Linked DNA regions of Mus musculus: region 1 is linked to region 2. Evidence: chromatin loops called from intact Hi-C (ENCODE). Cell type or tissue: left cerebral cortex. All regions are shown on one strand.

Region 1 (5,000 bases), 120 kb before region 2:
CAGGAGTGGAGTTGGTTTGGGATTGGAGCTGGCACACTTGCGAGTCAGAACTCTAGGGGTTCAGCGCCGAGATGCTGGTGTCTGCCTTCCGATCCTGGCACTGTTGTTCATGTGTGTCACCTTGAGCAAGTCCCTTAACCTCCTCAGAGCTCACTTTCTCATCAATGAAACGAGTTTCCAATAACCTCAGGGTTAAGTGCCTGGACAGCTTCCTAGAGCAGTGGCGAGCACAGAAAAATATCCGGGAGAGGAGACTGTGAACCACGCTGCTCACACTTCGTGGGGTCCTCCGGCCTCCCCGGGGTCTTAGCATCCGCCAATCTTTTCCAAGGAACCCAGTCCTAGCCTATTAAGGGCGCGCCCTGCTTTGATAGATTTATTTGCTTGCTTGGGCGGAGCTTGGAGCACAACGAGGAGGAGGCGGCCGCGGAGGCGGAGAGCGCAGAGAAAGGGAAGCCACCCGGGGGCAGCAGGCGAGACAGGCGGGGCCGGGGAGGAGTCAAAGCGGGTTCCAGGGGCCGGGCGCTGAGCGCAACGAGTGCCTTGGGCGGCGGAGACAAGGGCGGGGGCGACGCTTGGCGGCCAATGGAGCACGGCGCTACCGCAAGGGCGGTGCAGGAACCCCGGCCGCTGACAGTCAAAGTCGCCAACTCCGCCCTCGTACCCGCGGGATCCCGGAGCCGGAGCCCGAGCCCGAGCGGGGCCGAGGCCGCCCAAGGCGCGCTGCGAGCGAGCGAATATGGCAGCAGAATGAGGAGCCTGGCGCCGGGTGGTGTCCGCCGCTGCGGTGCTGCTGCTCGGGATCGGCGCCTGGTACACTACGAGCCTCATCCTTAGTCGGCCTCCGGGTGGCCTCTGGGTTCCATTCGTTACCAAGGACTTGGGGAAAAAGAAGATCCGCAGCCCACAGAGGGTGGTGAAGCGGGAGCGCCATCCGGGAGAGAGATTCTGCCGGGATGAGCCGGCCATGGGGCGGCCTCCGCGGGGCGCACGGAGCCGGCCGGCGCTGCGGCGGGAGCGCTGCCTGAGCCCGGGCTCCACGGGGCTTCGGGGCCTCGTGCGTCCTGGCGGAGTCCCTGCCGCTGTCTCCGGGAAGGACACGAGCCCCGAGTGGCGGGCACTGCAGCAGTCACCGCGCTGAGGCTCCCGGAGCCTGCAGGGTCTGTGGTTCGGTGCGCTGTCACGCCACCGCACTCGGGCGCCTTGCCCGGGGCTCGGCGGCTAGCGCAGCGCAGCGAGGTCGGTCGAGGAGCCGGGGACTGCGGGACCGGCCGGAGAGGCGTGTGCGCCGGTGTTCGACTGGAGATCCCGGCAGCAGCAGAACCGGGCGGACCTGAGCAGCCATGCTTCCCGGGGTGGGCGTGTTCGGCACCAGCCTCACAGCCCGAGTCATCATCCCGCTGCTGAAAGATGAGGGCTTCGCGGTGAAGGCGCTGTGGGGCCGCACGCAGGAAGAAGCCGAGGAGCTGGCCAAGGAGATGAGCGTTCCTTTCTACACCAGCCGCATCGACGAGGTGCTCCTGCACCAGGATGTGGACTTGGTGTGCATCAACCTGCCGCCGCCGCTCACTAGGCAGATCGCTGTCAAAACCCTGGGTGAGCGACCCCTCCCCCAGCCCTCTCTTCTTTAGCTCGGCTCTTCGCTTCTCTCCAATTGGACATATCCCAGGAATCCCAAACCCAAGCTTGTTAGTCCCAGCTTTCCCCTTTCCAGTCGGTGGCCTCCCCCACCTCCACGCTTCGCTCCTGATACCAGCTGGAAGCGCATCCCCACGTGTGTGGTGCGGAGGCTAGAATAGGCTTGGATTCTAGGTATAGGAACCGAATGGGTCAGATACAGAAGACCGGTTGCTGTTCCAGGAGGGAAACTCGGTACCCAGCTGTATACGTTAGTTAGTGCTCTGGTGTGTGGGTGCGCGTGCGTCTGGAAAAGGAGAGCGCGTGGCCAGGAACCCTTGAATAAAGGGCCGCACACGTGGTGGCAGGGTTTTTCCTGGGTGTACCTGTTTGTGAGCAGCTGTGGCACCCAGTTTGGATCGTTTTGTTTCCCTCCACAGTAAGTGAGTTTACTGTGAGATTAGAGAACTGACAGCTGGCTGGAATTATCTCTTCTGCTCTGGAAGGAAGCAAGTGAGAGTGGGCGGGTCTATCAGAACACTCTCAGATGTGTCAGAGGTTAGTAAAGATTGTAATTTAACCTTTGGGCACAGTCTCCCAGGAGTGGGTGTCTACTCTAGTTGAGAATTATATACCTTGTATTCTTCCGAGATGAAAATTGTGGTTTCAAAGGCAAGGATGCTTTGTGTGTGTGGAGGGGGCCGGGGTGGGAGGGGGAAGCCAGACGCTGCAGTTTCCTTTGGAAACGTGCGATGGCACCTCCGTATTTTGCCTCGGGAATATTCCAGAGACACATTGTGTTTACAAGCAGGCTGGGGCTTCTTTCTGGGCTCAAACGAGTGTCTTGAGCAAGTCTGTTCATCAGCAGTTCCCTTCCATACCTAAACCAACCACGCTCGGCTATTCCCAGGCGTTTCATACTTACCCTTGGAAGCCAGGGTTACTGAAGTGGAGAAAAAGCTCCTAACAAACTAGGTTGGAGAAATTCTAACGTAGGGGCTACCGGTCTTTTCTTTACTGTATTTAATGTATTAAGCTTCTGGCTTTTGGAGCCTGGCTTCTTTAGTTTTGAACTGAATTCTATTGACTTTTAGCCAATGTTTCTTTTCTGTTTCACTGCTAGTTTATACTAGTTGTTTACACTGGATTTGTTTGTCAAGTAGGCGATTAAAAAGTTAGAGTATAAAACCTATTAGGGCAATTTCTATACCATGGGTTCCTCTTAAGCCCCATCTATGCTAAAGGCTTGGGTCTGGTCCGATTTGAAAGCTTGTTGGAGCATTCTTCTCCCCTCTCCGGTGGCATCTCTATAGGACAGGCCCTTGGAGCAACCCCACAACAGGGGGATACCAATTACAGAGCAAGAATGCTCTGATGGTCTCTGGTACTTACTATCATTGTTGTTTGGGGCGGGGTCTCGTGTATCCTAGGCTGTCCTTCAACTCCCTGCTTAGCTGAGGGCGGCCTTGAACTTCTGATCCTCCTGACTCTACTTCCTGAGTGCTGAGATTCCATCCCTAGTTTATTTGGTTCTGGGGATCAGACCCAGGGCTTCTTGCCTGTTAGGCAACTACTTCACTGATTGAGCCACACTTCCAGCCTTTATCTCATACTTTGGCCGCCGAAGCGTTTAGGGATGTGGACCATTGTTATACTTTTCTGGATACTTCTGTGATGGTGGTGGCGGCAGTGGTGATGATGTTGCCTGTGTGAGGACTTGGGGTGTTGCACCATGGTAGAATACCTGACTGGTAGGCACGGGCATCTGGTTTCAACTCTCAGCACTGGAGAAGAGAATCCATATAAGTTCTTGTTTTGTACTGACAGGGCTGAAGTTAGTTCCTCTTCAGAGCAAAAGCATGGGAGGCTCTGTTAGCTAGGTTTACCAAGTGTGAGAAGGGAACAGCCCTGGGCTTATCCTTTCACCGTGGGCTGTAGGCATTCTTCCTTTCCTTTTGAGTTTGTTTGCCCGAGATTCAAGGCAGTCCGTGATTATGGGAAATGCAGAGGCACTGGACTGAATTTCAAAATGGTTGCACAGGTGTTAAGACTTCACTGCAGACTTAGGAGGCTTCTTTCGATTGTACCTTCGAGGCTGCTCCTGACTGGCTTCTCAGTCACGGTTAAGAGGTTCTGCACACATAACACAGGAAGTGGAAAACCCCAAACAGTTATCAGGCTGGCCTTGGCTGCTGGAGGTTTGCACATATGAGCGTTTGCCTGGGACTGAAGAGAGCCATCCCTTTAATGAGTCCCGGTGAAGTGTCCTCCTTTCTCCACTGTCAGCAAGCCTGACCCATGGCTCAGTCCACGTTGTGACCTGATAAGGAGAAGGCACCAGATAAGTGAAATTGAGCCGGTGGCATTGTACACACCTTCCTTTGATTTCCAGAAACTCCCTTCAGAGTCCTACTGCTACCAGACTTTGGGACAGTCTATATGTATGCTTCAGCAAGCCAGGTTCAACCATAAGCCCATTTAAACAGACACATTAATAGCAGAAAAGGAGACTTATTCAACCTTGAGAAGAGGGACAAACGGGACCCAGTGACCCTCCCAGTCGGTTTTCAAGGTCTTCAAGTGAGACCTTGCAATAGAGGTTTAAATAGAGGCTCAGAATGACGGGTGGCTGAGCGGTTCCTATTCAGGTGCAGGCCGCCCCACATTGTTATGGCTCCACCCTCCTGCCAGGTGGGTTGACAAATTGCAAATCACTTACCTGGAATAAAACCTTTCCTCTGGCTGTCCCAAGCTTTAAGCTTTCTCTTCTCCCAGCATGAGATTCCTGGGGGGCTGGGGGGTGGGAGTGGGGCAGAAGAGGGGGGAGATTCCATTTTCTTGGGGTCCATTGTTTTAATAGTCTGAGAGACCAAGTAAAGGGTGTTTCTTTAGACTGTGTTCATTCTTTTCAGGGCAGTTACACTGCCTCTGTGGCATTTCTGCTGTAGAGATATTTCTGTCACGCACAGTTTGTTTGCCATTTAGGGCTGCCTATAACCGAGAACCTCTTGTGGGCCAGCCAGTGTGGTAGTTGGTTGTGTATAAAGCATTTTAACATGGTGGAGGCAAGTATCCAAGGTAGACATCTGGCTGATTTTCCAGATGAGGGTACCCAGATTTGGAGAGCCGAGTTCCAGCTACCCAGGACCATACAGCTAGAGTCCACCAGCAGCCCTCTCCAGCCCTTTCTTCTGCCACCTCCTAAGCTTTCCTTCCCTTCTGTCAGAGACAGCTCTCTCTCTCTCTCTCTCTCTCTCTCTCTCTCTCTCTCTCTCTCGTGTGTGTCCTGTGTTGCTTTCTATCCCACCCTTGGAATTGGTTCCCCCATATTAATGCCATCTCCTGAATCTTTCTGTCTTTGTTATCCTTTCTGGGACCTGGCT
Region 2 (5,000 bases):
GATTCAGACCAATCAAAGTAATTCTCAGCAAAGGGAAGAGACGTGGAGGCATTACAGTGTCCCTCTTCAAAACAAACTACAAGTCACACTTCAGCCAAAGGGTCAGGGTAGAAACAGCTCCACATGTTTTCAGCCCAGTTTTGTGCCAGTCTGAAGGAGCATACATTAGAGGAGGGGAAATCTCTTCAATTAACTGTGCTGGGGAAACGAGCTACCCACACACAGAAGGAAATAGATGTGCACCTTGTTAGAAAACCGACTCAAGCTGAGCGGTGGTGGTACACGCCTTTAATCCCAGAAAAACAGCAAAAACAAAAGAGCCGAGCAATTTGATTTTAAAAATGGACCAATGACCTGAATGGACATTTGTCAACAGATGATGTGTTTATAAGAAGAAAAGGAGACAGGGGATATGTTTTGGCGCATGCAGAGACATCCCTTCCCCCGGAGGGACCAGCCACAAGGACTGTATAGTATAGAGTTTATGCAGGGCATGGGGAGGGGAGTCAAGAGGGTAGTAGAGACAGAGAAGGGGGCTGGAGTGGGGGTAGGGGGGAGGAATAGAGGAGTAAAGGCCGGCCATGAGCACGAGGAGAGTGGGGGGAGGGGTCAGAGGACAGAGCAGGATCAAGAAGGCAAGAGCAAGAGAGAGCAGAGGGGGCAAGCAGCCCTTTTATAGTGAGTCAGGCACGCCTGGGCCTGACTGTTGCCAGGTAACTGTGGGGCAGAACTTAGACAAAATGCTAACAGACAATATTTTAAAAGGCCAACAGGTAGGTATCTGACAAAATGCTATGTACTGATCATATCCAGGACAACAAAAAACCCACCCTAAGTTATCTCTCTCCACTTAGGATGATCACGGGTGAGGTGAAGGCTTTACAACGTGGTCGTGTAAACTAGTACAGGACCACAGAGAACGGACACTGTGGGCTCTGTAGGAAAGCAGAGCAGAAGTGCCTCTGTGCAGATATCTAAGGCGACGAAATCAGTGCCCTGGCTTTCTACAGTTGTGACAAATGCCTGAGGTGGCAAGCTTATAGAGGTGAGCAGTCCCTGGGGAGACTCGTTCACTGAGGATGTAGAAGAAACAGCTCCACTTAAACCCATGGAAGCAGTACTGGCAATAGATGAGACAGGATGAAGCTAGGAATGCATCACGGTTGGGTTCTACGGATAAAGATACTGTGTAGCATTCACGCATAACAGTATCCTTCAGCCATAAAAAGATCCGGATTCTATCATTTAAGGCAAAGTGGGTAGAACTAGAAGGCATTACATGAAACAAGCCAGGCACCGAAGGAGGAGTGGGGCAGAGACAGAGATGGTTCATGGGTAGAGTGGATGGATAAGCGGGTAACCTCTGATGTCAAATGGCACTGTGTTTGTGTGTGTGTGTGTGTGTGTGTGTGCACGTGCATGTAATTTGAGTATTTCAAAACAGTATTTTTAAAGTTCCAAATACAACGAAATATTAACTATCTGAGATTGTGGCTTTATCTTTACATACTTGTACAATTATGTATTCATTAAAAATAAAAATACTGGGGCTGGAGAGATGGCTCAGCAGTTAAGAGCACTGACTGCTCTTCCAGAGGACTTAGAGTTCAATTCCCAGTACCCACAATATGGCTCTGTCTTATGTCTCTTGTGTTCTATTGCTGTGAAAAGACCCCATGACCCCATAACTCTTATGAAAAGAAAGCATTTAAGTGGGGCTTGCTTACAGTTTTAGAGGTTTAGTCCATTATCTTCACGTGGGGAGCATGGTGGCACACAGGCAAACAGGATAGCTGAGAGTTTGACTTCAAGATCTGCAGACAGCAGGAAGCCATTGGGCCTGGCTTGGGCTTTTGAAACATCCAAGCCCTCTCCCAGTGACACACTTCCTCTAACAAAGCCACACCTTCTTATCCTTCCAAACAGTGCCATTTCCTGGTGACTAAGCATTCAAATAGATGAGCCTACAAGAGCTGTTCTTATTCAAACCACCACAGGCTCTTAATTGTCTGAAATTCTAGTCCCATGGGATCTTTTGTCCTCTTCTGTCCCCTGAGGATAGAGCTCTCTTGTGGTGCTTAGACATATGTGCAGGCAAAACACTCACACACACAAGATAAAAACAACAATAAAATACTGCTCTCCCATGGCAATCTTAAGTGGAACCATCTGCAGGCTTGGACGCATGTTGAAAATTCAGCTTTATGGACTGGTGAGATGGCTCAGTGGTTAAAAGAACTGATTGCTCTTCCGGAGCTCATGAGTTTAAATCCTAGCAACCGCATGGTGGTTCACAACCGTTTGTCATGTGAAGCAAATAAACCTATGGACCAGAGCGGGAGAAAGGGATGGGGGAGGAGGGGAAGGAAAATTCAGTTTTACCTATAACCTAACAGCATAGCCAAGAAAGGCACTGCTGCTGGCGCTGGAGGAGCAGCAGATTTGCCAACACTGTTTTATGGGAGGAGTGGGAGACAGCCTGTGAGTTGAGTTCCCGGACAGCCCGGGCTATACAGGGAAACCCTGTCTCAAACAAGCAACCAACAGACTCACACACAACTTCATAAAGTTCTAGAGATATTTGAGCCGTGGCTGCACAGTTATATGAATTAGTAAATGACACTGAACAATAAACTTAAAAATAATTAAAACGTCCGTTATGCATGTTTTACGGCACTGAAACACAAACGTGAAAGCGTCTCAAGTAGTTGAACCACAGCGCCACCTTCTGGCCTTGGCCAGGGAAGCCAGCCTAACTCTTGGGAATGGATAGTCTCATTTTGTCTCTTCTGCCACCTTTATGAACCCCTCTTACCCTGGAGAGTCTCAAAGCAAAAGGGGCATTTGTAATTCTTTAGGGCAACAAATCCTCCTTATATGGCGGCTGCTAACACAGGTGGAGTACATGAAAGGCTCCCTCTGAGCCTGGCAGAGGTCTGCAGACAGCTCATTAGCACTGACAGCTAGCGACTCCAGGACAGGACTCTTTCCAGCTCCGAATTGCCTTTCATCCCCCACACTGAAAGCTGCAGAATGAGGCCAGGGCTTGTGGAGCCATTCAAGCCTGGTCACAGACGCCGGAGTCTGCAGCAGCCGAGTCTTGTTCCCCTATCTGTGAAGAGCCTCCTTGTGCTTTCTTTAACAGTGATTCAGCATCCTTGACCCAGATAAAGGGTTTACAAAAAGCCCTTTCACAAGTGATGTGTTCAGATAAGTTAAATCCCCTGTGATGCATTGCTCACAGCTCTGTGCAGTTCAGTGGCGCTCCACTGACCCACAGACTCGGGAGCAGGTCAGGATGGAGGGAAGAGAAGGCTGCTTTACAACACAGCACTGAAATCCACTCCCAGGCAGGTTTTCTCAGCCCAGATCCAGAGCGAAGCGCTGCAGGTACTACCCAGGTTACACAGGCCACGGAGTCACACATTTGCCAAGAGGGCTTTAGTGACCTGGACAAGGCATGGCAACACCAGATTTCTACCTGTCTGTCGAGAAGCCACTGAGGCTGCACAGGGTCAGTAGGGTACTGCTGGTGAGATGACTCGCAATCTGCAATCCCCTCCATTGTTTCCATTCCTGGAGTGTTGGCTATGTCTCCACACACCCAGCATCTCAGCATTTCAGGGAAGTATTTTGAGGTTTGTTGTCAAGTGGCTCTGAGCCATTTAGACTTAATGTTCTCTTTCCTGTGTTTTAGCATCTATACTAACAGCCACTTCTGTGGACAATCTCAGCTTATACCAGCGTTACCTGTCCACATATTCATGAGCTATATATTCCATCATCCCCATTAGAGTTTCTTTTCTTTTCCTTGCCCTCCCTCCCAAAAGTCTCATACAGCACAGGCTAGCCTCAAATTCACTATGTAACAAAAGATGACCTTAACCTTCCAATCCTCCTGCCTCTACCTCCCAAGTTGCTGGGATTACAGGCACAGGCCAGCACACTTCGTTTGTGTGGTGCTGGGAACTGAACCTAGAGCTTTGTGCATACCAGGCAGACACTCTATGGACTGAGCAACACCTCTAGTCCTTCTCTAACTTGCCTATCCATGCATCCTTCCTCTGGGCCACTTGGCAGTTCCTGGCCTAAGCAAAGTCCATCTTGGAGAAATGGAAGGCAGTATGGTGAGACCTGGCTGTGACAATCAGAGACTGTGGGCCACCCCATGGCCCACCGTTCCCTTTTGCTGTTCCCTATGCTTTGAGATTAGGTTGCTATCCGACTCCATCCTGCGTCTGCAGCCCCAGCATCTGCCCTGCCAGGTAAGAGACAACATCCGACCCAAGCTCTGCAGAGGTAGAAACTGCTCTGAGCCTCCTGCTGTGTCTTGGAGAGAAAGGTCTTGTTCCAGTTGCCACCTGCCAAGCAGCTGATCCGCAGACCATTTACAGCTGTCTCAGAACTGTTTTCCATAAGATGGGTCAGAGGGTGCAGGCGCATGCTGCCATGCTTCAGGGCCTGAGTTTGATTCCCCAGGATCCACATGGTGGAAGAGAACTGACTCCTGTGCATTGTCCTCTGACTTCTAGCTTCCCGTTGTACTTCTCACCCCCAGCCTGCGTAGCCACACCCTCCCTGCGCAGCCACACCCACCCTGCGCAGCCACACCCACAATCGATGACTGATCTGTACTTGTACATAAAGAACCTTTTTCTTTCTTTCTTTCTTTCTTTCTTTCTTCCTTTCTTTCTTCCTTTCTTTCTTCCTTTCTTCCTTCCTTTCTCTCTCTCTCTCTCTCTCTCTCTCTCTCTCTCTCTCTTTCTTTTTTCTTTTTTGGATATTTTCTTCATTCACATTTTAAACACTATCCCAAAAGTCCCCTATACCCCCCCCCCAACCCCCGACCAGAACCTTTTACTTTCAGTGGTGCAAACACATATAATCCACGCTCAGGAGCCGCCACTACCACCACCACCACCACCACAAAATTGCCTCATTAAAAAACAAATTTCTGGAGCCTGGCAGTGGTGCCGCATGTCTTTAATCTTAGCGTTCTG

The links. Hi-C counts contacts between places; a loop is a spot of excess contacts. Peaks named below come from ENCODE experiments on the same cell type or tissue, not always from the same donor. Only the 100,000 strongest peaks of a DNase experiment are listed, where the experiment ranks them.
Region 1: it touches region 2 in a loop (3-fold over the local background); 15 of 42 quality-filtered maps call a loop at or near these places.

What each region holds. Positions count from the first base shown.
Region 1 is chr13:43,299,841-43,304,840 of GRCm38, reverse strand. Gfod1 (glucose-fructose oxidoreductase domain containing 1) reads left to right here and starts at 669. Exons shown (of 2, transcript NM_001033399.4): 1 at 669-1,596. The coding sequence starts at 1,344. It also overlaps a transcript of Gm52047 not described here. In left cerebral cortex, CTCF peaks have their summits at 355 and 554; DNase peaks (open chromatin) are centred at 1,632, 1,642, 1,895, 2,378 and 4 more places; H3K4me3 peaks cover 5,000 bases; H3K27ac peaks cover 4,563 bases.
Region 2 is chr13:43,180,818-43,185,817 of GRCm38, reverse strand. All of the region lies in intron 3 of Gm40929 (a long non-coding RNA gene), which reads right to left. Among named protein-coding and RNA genes, the nearest start is that of Gm40929, 11 kb to the right of the region's middle. In left cerebral cortex, a CTCF peak has its summit at 2,716 (motif pointing left); DNase peaks (open chromatin) are centred at 2,754 and 2,998; H3K4me3 peaks cover 768 bases; H3K27ac peaks cover 865 bases.